Linked DNA regions of Homo sapiens: regions 1, 2, 4 and 5 are each linked to region 3. The links are chromatin contacts, found by Hi-C or POLR2A ChIA-PET in ENCODE. All regions are on one chromosome and are shown on one strand. Each heading gives the region's core, a stretch centred on a gene start or an enhancer-like site at or near the end of the contact. The rest is flanking DNA. Distances are from core to core; before and after follow the strand shown.

Region 1 (2,700 bases), core at 1-2,500, 120 kb after region 3:
TAGACTTCCGCAGCTTGGGCATGAAGCTGGAATTAAAACAGAGACAAAGGTCCACTATCAGTAATTATTTCTGAAGTAACAAGCAACTAATTGGGACTTACTGTTATTAAAAACCTATACGGCAGGCAGTAATTAAACTGCAGCTAATGAGAATTTCTGCACCAGGCTCTGCAGCCACCACATGGCTATTCTCCTCATCCTGGGTGGAAGGGACTGTTGTTGGAGGAAATAAATGGCTTCTTCATAGCCCTCCAAGAGATATTAGTCATATTGGAGATTTCTGCCCCAGGGAAGTCAGTAGTAAGATGGGGCAGCGAGGCAAGACAAGGCATAAATATGAGAAGCCCAGGAACACATGGAGGTTTCTAGATTGGCTGCTATTATCCTCTGGATGGTGACATCATGCCTCTGGGAAATGGCTGTGGGATACTGTCAAGTCAGTAGGAAAACAGCTGAATCAACTCTTTCATAAATAGATTTATTGAGCACTTCTTATGTGTTAGGAGCTCTGGGAGATGCATTTATATACATTATTTCATTTACTCTTCCTAACAGCCTGAGGAAGGAAGTACCACTAGGCCCTGTTTTACAGATAAGGAAACTTGGCTCAGAGAGACAAAGTCACCTATGGAAACTCACCTGGTTGCTGAGCAGAGTGAAGCCAGAGTTGGATCCAGAAGGAAGGAAAAACTTGGAGTCACATTCTTGCATGCAATACAGCAAAGGGAGGCAGTTGGTGGAGTCAGGGGGGCCAGCTAGGTGTGGCCACCTTCTAGCCTCCTGGTGAGCTTGTTTAGCTACCAAAACATTCTGTGCCTCCGTTTCTGCATCTGCAGAGTGGGGATAGTTATACCTACCTACTGGGTTTGCCGTAAAGACGAACAGCCTGCAGATGAAGTGTTTAGCCCAGGGCTTGGTGCATGGTAAACACTCAATAAAGTCCAGTTGTTATTCTAGGTGCTCTACAGATGCTCTCGGAAGTAGTGCCATCATTTGCTGAAACTCATTGTCTGAGCATGGCAGAGGTTTTGTAATAATGAAAGCTGTGGAAGTCTCAGCAAACAGTGTCTGTCTGCCTGTGTCCCTTGGGAAGGGGGCAGACAAACCCAGCGAGCTGGTTCTGCTCTGAGGCCACTGCCCTGGTGTCCGGGGCAGTGGGAGGCTGGCCAAGCTCCCAGACAGCCTGTCTCGGGCCTGGAGCACAGAGCCGTTGCCTCACCAGCTTGTAATGAACTGCGTCTCCATCCTGATTAGGGGAACAATCCTCACACAGAGAGACTCAGGGGAAGGAAATGACAACGTTGTGGGGACAGGGTATAACCTCACCTCCCAAGGAGGAGCTGGCTTCTGGGGAGCCGGTGAATTGAAGGTCACAGCCCAAGATGGTGCCCATCCCCAGGGAGGAGGCTGAGCAGATTCCACTAGGGCAAGTCTAGGATTTAAGAAATGTGCTAGGTTCAGCCAGGCCTCTGTATGCAAGCCTAGAAGGTAGCAGCTCATAGGCTCTGGTTTGCCAGAAAGGGCACACAAGGAAACCAGCCTTCCCTGGGCACCTACCCCATATCATTCCCCATGCCAGCCTTATGACATCAACATTGTCCTATAAAATAGAATTTTAGAGCACTGTCTTTTCCAAAACCGTGGGTTGCAGCCCATTACTGGGTTATGAAAACAATTTAGTGGGTGACTAATACCATTTTTAAAATAACGTGATTAATAAAAAAAACAGAAAATTTCAGAGTGCACTGCACGTGGTACAGATGAGTATTGTTTTAGGAATCTTTTATTTATTTAGTGTAAGTGTGTTTGGGAGCGGAATTGTGATATAAAATACATTTTTTACTGAGAATTATGGTCAAAACTTCTCGAAAGAATGCAGGCTCTGGCCAGGCATGGTGGCTTATGCCTGTAATCCCAGCACTTTGGGAGACCAAGGCAGGGGGACTGCTTAAGTCCAGATGTTTGAGACCAGCCTGGGCAACATAGTGAGACCCCATCACTAAAAAAAAAATTTTTTTTTTTTAATTAGCCTTCATGGTGGTGTGTCTGTGGTCCCAGCTACTCGGGAGGCTCTGAGGTGGGAGAATCACTTGAGCTTGGGTGGTTGAGGCTACAGTGAGTCATGATCGTGCCATTGCACTCCAGCCTGGGCAACAGAGTGAGATCCTGTCTCAAAAAATAAAAATAAAAAAAGAATGCAGGCTCTGAAATCAGACTGACTGGAGAACCTTGATCAAGTTGTAAAACCCCTCTGTGTCTCAGTTTCCTCATCTATAAAATGGGGATAATAATAGAACATTTCATAGTGTTGTTGCATGAAGTAAATGAGTTAATATTATAAAGTGCTTAAAGTGGTGTAGCAGACACTGCTAGCATTCATCAATTTCCCCTCAGCCAATCTCAAAGCCCCATACAGATAGTTCAGTTCCTTGTATGTGCCAATGCCTTCCTGAGTCTTTCTCCTGAGGATGCTCCCTGGTCATGGTTACATGCTTAGCCCAAGGACAGGGCAGGTCAAAGGTGTGGTGGAATGAATGCCCCAGGAGTGACCCTCCACCAATAAGGACTGGAAGATGGTGGATAAACACAGCAGTGGAGATTCTGAGGTGTGTTTCTCAGTCTCTAAGAGGATGTCCAGTGGGACTGAGCCCCCATTGCCCACCAAAATGACTCCTCCCCATCTCACTTCCCTGTTCTCTC
Region 2 (2,902 bases), core at 94-2,593, 120 kb before region 3:
ATCCAACTAACATACAGTGCCTACTACATGCCAGGCACTGACATAAACATTTTACACACGTTAACTCATTCAATCTTCATTCTATGTGGCAGAGGTTATTATTGTGTCCACTTTTCAGAGGAGAAAACTGAAGAGCAGAAAGGTAAAGTAACCTGTCCAAGGTCACAAATAAGTGGCAGAGCCAGGATTTGAGCCCAGACTAACCTATTTTACAATCCCTTTGACATCCTGCAATGCCTCTCTGAATACAAATGTGAATGTTAATCGAGTTATTCATCCCTTCCGTGGCATCCTCCTACTGACTCTAGGTTCATGCCTCTATTATGTTCTCAGTGAAAGAATTTATCTTATTTTATTTTTATTTATTTTTTCCCAAGACAGAGTCTCGTTCTGTCACCCAGCCTGGAGTGCAGTGGCGTGATCTCGGCTCACTGCAACCTCCGCCTCCCGGGTTCAAGAAATTCTCCTGCTTCAGCCTCCCAAGTAGCTGGGATTACAGGTGCATGCCACCACGCTTGGCTAATTTTTGTATTTTTAGTAGAGATGAGGCTTCACCATGTTGGCCAGGCTGGTCTCTAATTCCTGGCCTTGTGATCTGCCCACCTCAGCCTCCCAAAGTGCTAGGATTACAGGCGTGAGCCACCGCACCCGGTCCCAGATTTTAAAAGTAATCAAAACCCAAACCTAGATCTTTCCCTTGCTATCTGAATGCCTTTGGATAAGTGACTCTACTTTTCTGGGCTTCAGTTTACTCACCTGTAAAATGAGTACAATAAGGCCTGCTTCAGAAGGTCGATGTGAAGACTCAGAGTGGGACTATATGGAAGTGCCTGTCCTGATCCATGCTGGGGCTCAGGAAGTGAAGGCAATTGGGGAGAAGGGTAATAAAGAGGCGTGCTCTGGAACTGACAGAGTTGCTTTAATCTTAGCTTCTATGCTATCAATTCCCTCTGTGCCCTCTGGCCTAAGTGTTGTCATTTGCAAGATAATGATACCTACATCATTGGTATTATGAAGATGAAATGAGCTCATACATACAAAGGTCACAGAATCTGGCACATGCTAAGTGTTCAGTAAATAAAAGTTAGTAATAAAAAATTTTATTAACAGCTTCGTGAAATGGACATAACAAAATCGGCCACAGCCTCCACCCTGAATCTCCAGGATACAAATGACTCAAGGATTTCTTCCCCTTCTCACAGCCAAATTTCAAGAGTCTGGAATATCCCCTACCTGGAATAACAAAGTATGGCACAGTGTCAAAGAAAAACAAGTCAGAAACCGGCCAGGCTGGTATATAAAGCAAGGCTTCCTTCCCTAACTAGGGGATGCACCACACTGCTCTCTCAAACCCTGGAGGGATTTCCTCAGCCACGTGGGAGGGACCATGAAGTTTACAGTTTAAAGCCACGTGCACCTAAAACATCAGCTGAGTGAGAAGTGAACATCAACAAGGGCACAGCTGAGTGGGATGAGATGCTGTGCCTCAGCTCATCCCTTCTTAGATGATTAAGGTTCTTTAAAATAGACATACTGTCTCTACAACTAGGTTTCTTTGTGAGTTTGCACAACACAGCAAGAAGCCAAGGTTAAACTTATTTCAACAAGTGCACATACACACACACTGCGATTATAGAGCCACGGTGAGGCCACACAAGTATCAGGTACACTCACAAGAACTTCTACAGGATAGAGTGGTTGGAAACGGCTCTGCCAAAGTGAACTTCTCATTCTGAAACAAGAGCTCTTCTCTCAACTTTGATTTACCTACACACCAATGCCAAACGAACTTTCCTAGGGCGCAGCTCTAATCTAATTACCCGTTCAAAAAATCATCAATGGCTCCCCACTTCCCACTGAATTAAAGGCAAACTTGAGCCCAGGAGTTCAAGACCATCCTGGGCAATGTGGTGAAACCCCCTCCCTACAAAAAACACAAAAAATTAGCCGGGTGTGATGGCACGTGCCCATAGTCACAGCTACTGAGGAGGCTGACGTGGGGGGATCACCTGAGCCCTGTAGGTCAAGGCTGCAGTGAGCCGTCATGCATCATTGCACTCCAGCCTGAAAAAGGAATGAAATTCTGAAACATGTTACAACATGAATGAACCTTGAAAACGTAATTCTAAGTGAAATAAGCCAGATACAAAAGGACAATATTGCATGTTTCCACTTACAGAGGTACCTACAAGAATCAAATTCATAGAGACGAAGTAGAATAGGGGTTAAAAGGGTCTGGGCAGAGGGAGGAAAGGGAAGTTTTATGGGTACAGAGTTTTGGTTTGGGATGTTGAAAAAGTTCTGGAGATAAATAATGGTGATGGTTATATACCATTTGTTACATGAATGTACATAATGCCACTAAATTGTATATGTGAAAAATGGTTAAAATGGTAAATTTTATATCTATTTTATACCATCCCCCCCTTAAAAAATTGTTTTTAAGAGTCAAGGTCTCACTCTGTCTCCCAGGCTGGGGTGCAGTGGGGTAATCAAAGCTCACTGCAGCTTCGAACTCAGCCAGCTTCCCTGACTCAAATGATCATCCTGCTTCAGCCTCCCGAGTAGCTGGGACTACAGATGGTGCCATCACGCCCAGCTCATTGTTGATTCCCTCCCCACCCTCCCCTTCCTCCCCTTGGTAGAGACGGGATTCCGCTCTACTACCTAGGCTTGTGAAACTCATAGAACAAAGGATCCTCCCTCCTAGGCCTGGGCGTGGGCTCGCAGAATGCTGGGATTCCCAGATTACAGGCCGGTGCACCACACCAGGAGCAAACACTTCCCACTTTAAAAATTCAGTTTGTGATTGGCTGTCATTCAGTATTATGCTAATTAAGCATGCCTGTTTTTAAACTTCTTAAAACAATTTTTTAAAATTAAAAAAATAATAAAAATAATA
Region 3 (2,700 bases), core at 126-2,625:
ATGCTGCAGACGTGCCCGCCATCCCAGGTCTCGAAGAGCTCTTAAGGCAAACCTCCGGCACCCGGGCCACACCCACCGGCCGGCCCACTCTCCTCGCGCATCCCCCAACCTGCCGGCCTAAGGGGAATGGTTCCCTTCCCTGGCCACATGGTAGACCCTTCTCCCATCCAGCCCTTTCTCCCACACCATCCCGAAAGAACTATTCATCCATCCTTCCAGAACAGTACCCCGGCAAACGGCATCTCTCACCTGGGTATCGAACCCGTTTTCCACCGAGCCGCTCTTCCGCAGCGGGAGCCCCTCCCCCGCTGGCTCCTGCAGCCCCTGCAGCACCTGCGATTTCAGGGGGATCTGGCTAGGATAGGTGGTCTTGCTCACCTCCACCTTGCTTCCCAACTTCAGGTAGCAGGGCTGGGGGCCCGCCCGGGCCGGGGGCACGTGCAGGATGGGCGCGGCGCTGTGCACGGGTTTGGGCAGTCCCGACTTCATTTTGGAGGCGACCAGGATGGCCGGCATCTTCTCCCGGGGCTTGGGCTTTCCCAGCACGTCCCTGGCAGCGGCGGCGGGGGCGACCGCTAAAGGCAGCGCGGGTAGCAGAGCAGGCGCCGGGCCTTAGCCCACGAGGCGCCCACCACCAGCGGCTAAAAAAAAAATCCCCAGGTCGGGGAACTCGAAGCAATCGGGCGAGCGCGCCTTTGGGGTGCCGGGATGGGAATGGGGGACTGGCCACGGCGCTCAGCGGGTCCCACCTGGACGGATGCTGCCGCCGGGTCTCACACCTCTCCTGGGTGGCCTTTCAAGAGCTCTGGGCGCTCAGGGGCTGCCGCCTCTTGCAAATTTCCTCCTGGGAAACAGAGGCTTGGACGCCCATATTAACTTGTCACTGCATCTCCGAAGTGAGGAGGCCCCTTTGGAAGAGACAGAGGCGGCGGCGACCCACGAGTCCCGTTCCGGAGGCTACGGGTCTGAGCCGGCGAGAGAAAGAGCGAGCAGCCAAGGAAGGAAAGGAGACAGCAGCGAAGGAAGGAGAGAAGAAGGGCGCAAGGGTCCCAAGACGTCTCCACCGAGAGGCAGCTGCCACCCTGCTCGCGAGCACCGCAGTGTCACCCGCGACGCAGCAGAGGTGCGGCAAGAGCCCCCGAAAGGTCTCTCTTGGGGTGACAGTCACCGCTGCCCAGAAGGCCCCCGGACTGAGAGCACCTTAGCGCCTGCGGGTCTGCACATGCTCCGTGAGCTAGATAGAGGCAAGGCTGTGGCCGTGGGGCGCGGGCGCCGGGACGCGCGGCTGGCGGGCCGGGCAGGGCTGCGCTCGGGAGCGGCCGCCGCGCTTCCCGGGAAGGCTGCGCTGGCTGCGGGGCTCAGCGCAGGGGAGGACAGGCTGCTGCCGGCGCTGCTGCGGCGCGCGCTGACAGCCGGGGCCGCCCCGGCGCGCCCATTGGTCCACGGTGCGCCAATCAGCGGCCGCGGGTCTCACTGCAAAGAGGGTGTGGCCTAAACTCTGGCCGCCGCCGAAACTCTGGGGCCGCGCTTGGCCGCGAGTACAAAGCGGGCTGGTGGCCGCTTTGCGGCACTGCCCCGGCCGCGCGCCTCCCGGGGGGCCCACACCCCTGCGTTCCTGAAACCCTTCTTTTGAAAAATGCCCTTTCGAACGCAACCGTCCGCCCCAGAGCCACGCGGGCACGGCTCGAGGGAAGTTTGTTTCCTTTTTCAAATTGCTCCGGTCACCTTAACGGTTTGAGTCTTCCGGAGTCACGCCCGCAGCCTCGCTGCCCCCATCTGGCTTGGGCAGGGCCGAAGCTCGTCTCCCGCTTTAAGAGCGCGCCAGCCATTTCTCTGCCTGCTCTTCCAGGCCGGCTGGGCGGGGGGCCTCCCAACGGCTTCCTCTCCAGTTTTCAAAGGCTGCACATTTCACTTAACTATTTGAAGTATTTATAGGCAAATACAATACGCAGGGAAGCTTCCCGCCCCGAGACAGCTCCTCCACGCAACCTACCACAGACTCTGTAATTAGAGTGGCCTGAAGAAGCCGGGAGAGGCTCCATGACCCCGGCAGGCTCTGGCCAAACCTTGCTGCGTTTCATGGAGCCCCTCCCTGTCCGCGCCTGGGACGCACTGGCCCCAACAGGTTCCTCGACTCGAATTCGCTGTTTGGGTTGCTCTGTGGTTTCCTCGCTGACTGAAAGTGGATGAGAATAAGAAGGAAACTGAGAGATGATCAGGCAGGCCAGCCTTCGCGATTTATGAATGAGGAGCCTCCCACCCTGTAGAACTGCTTGGATTAGAAGTGGGCAAGTTATTTAAGCTTACATGCATGCTTATAAAGCTTCTGTTTTCACATGTAGTAAGGTGGAGGCTTGACGACATTTACCTAATGAGCTGTTGTTTGGATTAAATGAGATGGTTGGTGCATGGCAGTCATTTAGCACAAGTACCTGGCAATGTAAGAGACCAATAAAAGCTGGGCTTTATTTTCCCTGTTGTTAAATTACTGCTGCTTTCCCCCAAAGTCATCTCTGTTTATAAACTATTTGTCTTTCTTCTTTGTTTCCAGGACACTTTGTGCCCACCCTATAGCCTGATCTTCAGTGCTGATAGCATTGATTTAGAATAACTCAGATGCTATTAACTCTGTCCCCCTGGAATTCATGTTAAACCCGTAATCCCCAGTGTGATGGTATTAGGAGGTGGGGAACTTTAGGA
Region 4 (2,700 bases), core at 81-2,580, 96 kb after region 3:
GTCAGATTGTGTAGGGACTTAGCCACCATAAGGACATGGATTTGTAATCTGAATGCAGGGGTAGGAGAAGGTGAAAAGTCCTCCCTCCCAGATCATTGTTGTACTGCTTCTTTTCATTCAGGTTTCAACCAAAACTGTCTCCTCAGGGAGGCCATTCCTGGGACCACCTTACCTAAGTGGTACCCTCACACTTTACCATGCACTTCTTATCACACCTACCATATTTAATCTTCTTCATAGCACTTACTGCCTGGAAATTAGCTAATGTGGATTTTCTTGATTCATGTGTCTCTCTCCATGAGAGTGGAAGTCCCTTGAAGGCAGGCCTGTGTCTGTCCTCTTTAGTACAGAATCCTCAAAGCAGAGCAGCAAGCAGCCTGTTATCCCCCCATTACCAGACAGTTAATAGCTGATATACCCACAGAGGGCTGATTACTGGCTTATAAACCTGTTGGGAAGGAAGGTGTATGCTTTCTGCAGAATTCCAACCTACCCCTACTCCAGCTGCCAACATCCTCCTAAGATGTCCTCCTAACACCCACCTAACTAGGGCATGAGAAATTACCCTCAAGTTATAGGAAGCTAAAAGAAACCATTTTCAAAGATACATCCTTTCCCTGACCCTGCTGCCTCTCAACTAGGTCATCAGAAATAAATAGCCCTTTTCCTAGAAAGAAAAGAAACATGTGGTGTTGCCCTGCTGCTCCAGTCAGAAATCTGTATTACCTAGACTTCTAGGGAGAAAATAGGGGAAAAAAGGAGAGAACAAGCTAGGTACTTGACACAGATTTTATCATTTAGGCCCCCAAATGAGCCTGCAATGTAACGTTATGAGACCCATGTTATAGATGAGGAGACTGCGGCTCAGAGGGTAAGTAATTTTCCCTGTCTTAGTATTAAATGATGAGTACATGGCAAAGGCAGAATTCTATCTTAGGTCTGCCTGACACCAAAGCCTCATGCTCTTTCTACATCTCTATGCTAACCCCTCAGCCTCAATTCAGCATAAAAACCTATTCTGAGGACTGAAAAGAACCAGGAAAAGGAAAAAGGAACCCATCTTGATAGGGCTGGGGTTTGCTGAGAGCCCTCTCACCACTTATGCCAGAGGAGCCATCCTAGGCCTAGTGTCACCCAAGCAGAAGCATTGTGCTCCTTGGTCTCAGGGCATGCAGGACAGCCCTGTCCTCCCCATCATCAGGGCACGTGGAGCAACCCTGGGGGCCAGCTCGCCAGCCTGGGTGCTCCACAGGGAGTCTCCAGCTGCCTGCCTGACTGCCTTCCAGACTAAACATTCCCTCTCCCAACTCTCCCTGCTCCGCGGGAGCAAAGTGTCCTAGGAGAGTCTCAACAACAGAAGTGAAGGATAGTTTATGTGTGTCTATGGACACCCTTGGGAGAAAGGCGGGCATATACCCAGGCTTACAAACAGGCTGCAATACACACACATAGGGGAGGCCAGCCCAGAGAGCCACAGATCATGCGCGCGCACACACACACACACACACACACACACACACAGTCAGAAGCAAAAATGGTTATCTCTGAACACTGATAATGAGAGGTGGGCCCACATTAAATTACAAACACAGAAATACTCAGCATGGTGTGCCCTGGACTTCTGGACTCCAAGAAGGACATGTAGGCCTAAATGTGAATACACATTCATACAGTCTACGGGGCTCTATTTTGGAAAAAAGGAAAGAAAAAAAAAACCCCGTGAATGTTTCCACTGTGTGCTGCTTGTAAAAATTCTGCACCCTGGAGCAATGCCCCTGAGCTGTGTGGCTGTGTGTGGGCTGTCAGATAAAGTGGACATCATGAAAACAAACAGCTCTGAGAGCATGATGATGGGGAGGCAGCGCTCTGCTTACAGGGTTAGGGGTAGGGGCTGGCTACAGGTCAGGATCCCCCCAACAGTGGACTCAGACGGAGCTGATGGGCTTACTGCTTCAGTTTTCTGAAAAATAAAACAAGCCTACCCTATGTGGTTGCTTTGCTAAGATTCAGTGTAATGAGAATTTGAAGCAGGAGCAGGGTGCTAGCACATCACACGCTCTCAATAAATGGAGGCTGCTACGATTAAGCTCACAATTCCTCTGGTAATAAGGGGACATGAATCATTTCATCGCCATCTTCAATGCTTCCCCTTTTAGAGCTGATTCATTATGGCTCAGAAATATTATTACTAAAAATGCATTTCATATATGTGTATATGTATATAATGAATGTCTAGCACTGAGCGCCTAGCCACTGTTTTGCATTTATTATTGTTACTAAAAATGCATTTTATATATGTGTATATGGGTGTATATGTATATATACATATACGAAATGCATTTTTAGTAACAATAATAAACGCAAAACAGTGGTGAGGCACTCTGTTAGACATTGCCTAAGACATTACGTATAACTTACTTGGCTTTTACAACAACCATATGAGGACATACTATTATTATCCCCATTTTACAAATAAGGAAATAGAGGCTCAGAGGAGTTCAGCAAGTTTTAAGTCAAACCATTAGTAAATAGAGGAGTTTGAATATGAACATAAATCCATTTAAGTGTGAAAAACTCTGGTCATTATATATATATCATATGTATGATATATACAGTATATTTTTACATATTTTAGTATATTATATATACATCTGTATATTTAATATACATATTTGTTATTGTTGGAAGTCAGCCTGAGTA
Region 5 (2,700 bases), core at 59-2,558, 78 kb before region 3:
AGCAGCAAGGAGGAATAGAGGTTTTCTCTTTCCCTCTGGAAGCGTGAGGTGCATACAGTTAGGACACGGATCTTCAATGGGCTCAGAAAAACCATTCTCATTTACCAAGAGTGCTCTCCCCTGCAGCAGACCAGGGTGTCAGGCTTGGTACGAGGAGCCAATGGGCTGGCCAAATCCTTCGGAGGGCAGGAGGAGGGGGCAATGCCCCCCACTACTTAGAACAAAATCCCCCTGGCAGTGAGAGCTTTGACTTCCAGAAGAAATTATGGGAGAAGGGAGAGGCAAAGGGACCCATGACAGGAAGGAATGTCACTGGCACAGAGCTCCTAAAGCCTGGGACCTGGACCTAAGTATATGTGTGTTGGAGAGACATGCAGAAAAGAGGATCTCCTGTCAGTCTCTAAATTTAATTACCTCCCACCACCACTTTGGTATATAAATTGCCATGCATGTATATAACGGTATATAAACTGTCACACATGTGCAGAACAATCACCCTTCTCTCCCCCACCATGCCCAGGACAGTCCTCTCATGGGGGCCCAGCATTGGTGCTGCACAGAGATGGTGGAAGAAACTGAACATTGCAAAGCATCTCCTGGGGCCAGGCACTCTGTTAGCACCTATGCTCACACATGTCTACCATATAGCCCCTCTAAAAATCATCTTAGGTGGAGAGGAATGACCATCTCCACACTACAGCGGAGTGAATGAGGCCCAGAGCCATGTAAGCAGTGCTTGGCAAAGCTGAAATTTGAATAAGTCCTATGCTTTCCCCACACCTTGCTGCCTTCCTCTCCTGCCAGGCTTTCTTCTGGGGAGACTGAGTGCCCGCTCTCTGGATGGTTATGGCCTGAGATTCCAACCCAAACACTCGGCTTGCCCCAAGTGCTTACCAAGCTTGAGAAAGGCAACCAGTCACAGATGTTCTCACATGGAACTAACTCTTTTTAGGGAGGGAAGAACTCTGCAGCACCCCAACTCTGCTACCAAGTGTATTTACCAACAGCAATGGGATGAGGTCTCTCTCATGTGCAGATTAAGATGCTCCTTTGAACAGCTCTCAGGCACAGCTTCTTCCTGTCATGCCAGCGTGTGCTCCCCAGGGGCTCCACACCTGGGCCAGGAAAGGAAAGGAACTTGGCGGGCTTGACGTGTTCAGAGGCCCCAGCAGATTGGTGGGTGCAGTACAAGGGGCGGGCTGGATAGGGAAGGGGAGGAGCTCAAAGATGCGGTTCCAACGCCTTGCCCTCTTGCCATTTGGCAGCTGGTGAGGTGGTAATGGTTAACCTGGGAAGGTGCTCCATCCTCCTCTGCTGTCCTTGATGTGAGTGATGTCCACGTGGGCAGGACTTGTCTGCAACCAGGGCCTGGCACAGTTCCTGGCCGAGAATGGTTAAGGGTATAGTTTTCAAGCCAGATTGTTCTGGGTTTGAAATTGTGGCTTTCCCTCTTACTAACTAACTCTGGGTAAATTATCACCTTCTGAGACTTAGTTTCCTTATCTATCATATTAGGATAATAATAGTACTTACATCACAGGGACTGTTGTGCAGACAAATTACATAATGTGTGTAAAGGCACAGAACAGTGATTGCCACCTAGTAAGTGCCCAATAAATGCTAACAAATAAAAAAAAAAAAAACAAGCAATATTCCTTTTAAGTGAAAAGTAATTGAAGCTGCAGTTCTTCCCTGGAAGTGGCAGCAGATCCAGCCCTAATATTCCCCCCTTTTGCAAACAGAAAGGAACAACTGTTAGCGACTTGGTGTTGCATGATGTGCTGGTTGCCTCACACCTTGGGGGGCAGTAAAAGATGTGACCATTTACTCAGAGCCTACTATACAGGCAGGTAGGTGCCTCATACACATAATCTCTAATCTATTCAACAATTCTGATGAACCAGAGTTACTCTTACAGAGGAGGAATCATAGTCTCAGACATATCAAATAACTTGTCCTGGGTCACACAGCTAATAAGCAGCAGTTTCACAACAATGAAAGCAACATTTACACAGCCCTTATGCTGTGTAAGGAATTGCTCTGAGCCCTTTCTGTGCTTACTGTACTACCCTATCTCTAAGAATAAAAACTCGTGGGTGCTGAGGACACTCTTCTAATAAGAGACAACTGTGTTGGAACAAAAAATGCCCTGGGCTGGAAGTCAGAGACTTTGGGCTGTGACCTTAAGCAAATCACTTTCCCTCTCTGGATGTCAGTTGGCCCGAGTATAAAAGGATTGGTTTGGACTAGAACTCTGTCTTGAAAACTTGCAGTTCTAACAGTATATGGTTCTCTGAATTGGGCTTTCCTCCTTCCAGAGGAAGACCATGAAATCCATGAAAATGTGGGCTGAGGTTACTGACCAGGCCCTTCCTCAAACGGCCAAAGCACGTCTAATGGAAGGGACAGCATGCAGCCGGGAGCATGAGAGCCGCCCACAAGATAGCATCCGAGGCTGGGAAATCCTGGGCAATTTACCAGATCCTTGGTTTTTCCCCCTTGGCAAAGAGAGGGAAATAACTTGCCTTAGCGGGTTGCTTTGAGGTCATAAAAATGGTCATAAAGCATTTTCCCAGATTCAAAGTCCGGGTTTCAAAATGCTCTTGAACTCAGCCATGAGAAGGGTAATCAGAGAAGAAGTCGGGACTTTGCAGGATTCCCAGAAAGCAGTCTGAGAATGTAAAAAATCTTCATTACTTC

What was found. A loop is a pair of places that touch in the nucleus more often than their neighbours do. ChIA-PET counts read pairs that join two places held with the same protein, here RNA polymerase II (POLR2A). Pooled maps may share reads with other maps.
Region 1: a loop to region 3 is called in a map of endothelial cell of umbilical vein, with 10 times the contacts of the local background. The contact joins the enhancer-like site here to the promoter of NAV2 in region 3. A Hi-C loop is called at or near these places in 10 of 168 maps with a recorded cell type or tissue (MCF 10A, PC-3, aorta and 6 more) and 8 of 50 pooled maps. POLR2A ChIA-PET finds 5 or more read pairs at or near these places in 6 of 52 experiments (AG04449, AG04450, PC-3 and 3 more).
Region 2: a pooled map shows a loop between it and region 3 (2.5-fold over the local background). The contact joins the enhancer-like site here to the promoter of NAV2 in region 3. A Hi-C loop is called at or near these places in 2 of 50 pooled maps. POLR2A ChIA-PET finds 5 or more read pairs at or near these places in 2 of 52 experiments (RWPE1 and SK-N-SH).
Region 4: a map of sigmoid colon shows a loop between it and region 3 (8-fold over the local background). The contact joins the enhancer-like site here to the promoter of NAV2 in region 3. A Hi-C loop is called at or near these places in 9 of 168 maps with a recorded cell type or tissue (MCF 10A, Right ventricle myocardium inferior, endothelial cell of umbilical vein and 6 more) and 9 of 50 pooled maps. POLR2A ChIA-PET finds 5 or more read pairs at or near these places in 2 of 52 experiments (MCF 10A and PC-3).
Region 5: a loop to region 3 is called in a pooled map, with 2.7 times the contacts of the local background. The contact joins the enhancer-like site here to the promoter of NAV2 in region 3. A Hi-C loop is called at or near these places in 1 of 37 single-sample maps with no recorded cell type and 4 of 50 pooled maps. POLR2A ChIA-PET finds 5 or more read pairs at or near these places in 4 of 52 experiments (B cell, Caco-2, GM12878 and 1 more).

Annotation. Positions count from the first base shown.
Region 1 is chr11:19,595,046-19,597,745 of GRCh38, reverse strand. It overlaps a transcript of NAV2 not described here. Among named protein-coding and RNA genes, the nearest start is that of MIR4486, 21 kb to the right of the region's middle. Within about 2 kb of position 1,250, at least 17 of the 41 ENCODE cell types and tissues checked have a DNase peak (open chromatin) inside an H3K27ac peak, as active enhancers do; they include PC-3, ascending aorta, endothelial cell of umbilical vein and 1 more, where a contact is called at or near this core.
Region 2 is chr11:19,827,697-19,830,598 of GRCh38, reverse strand. The region is part of intron 1 of NAV2 (neuron navigator 2); the gene reads right to left. Among named protein-coding and RNA genes, the nearest start is that of MIR4694, 69 kb to the right of the region's middle. Within about 2 kb of position 1,343, at least 5 of the 41 ENCODE cell types and tissues checked have a DNase peak (open chromatin) inside an H3K27ac peak, as active enhancers do.
Region 3 is chr11:19,711,512-19,714,211 of GRCh38, reverse strand. It overlaps NAV2 (neuron navigator 2), which reads right to left and starts at 1,375. Exons shown (of 38, transcript NM_145117.5): 1 at 250-1,375. The coding sequence starts at 516. It overlaps LEISA1 (lncRNA enhancing IL-6/STAT3 signaling activation 1), which reads left to right. Exons shown (of 1, transcript NR_015384.2): 1 at 1-2,700. RefSeq lists silencers at 1,307-1,500, 1,141-1,670.
Region 4 is chr11:19,615,126-19,617,825 of GRCh38, reverse strand. It overlaps a transcript of NAV2 not described here. Among named protein-coding and RNA genes, the nearest start is that of MIR4486, 41 kb to the right of the region's middle. Within about 2 kb of position 1,330, at least 5 of the 41 ENCODE cell types and tissues checked have a DNase peak (open chromatin) inside an H3K27ac peak, as active enhancers do.
Region 5 is chr11:19,789,844-19,792,543 of GRCh38, reverse strand. The region is part of intron 1 of NAV2 (neuron navigator 2); the gene reads right to left. Among named protein-coding and RNA genes, the nearest start is that of MIR4694, 31 kb to the right of the region's middle. Within about 2 kb of position 1,308, at least 2 of the 41 ENCODE cell types and tissues checked have a DNase peak (open chromatin) inside an H3K27ac peak, as active enhancers do.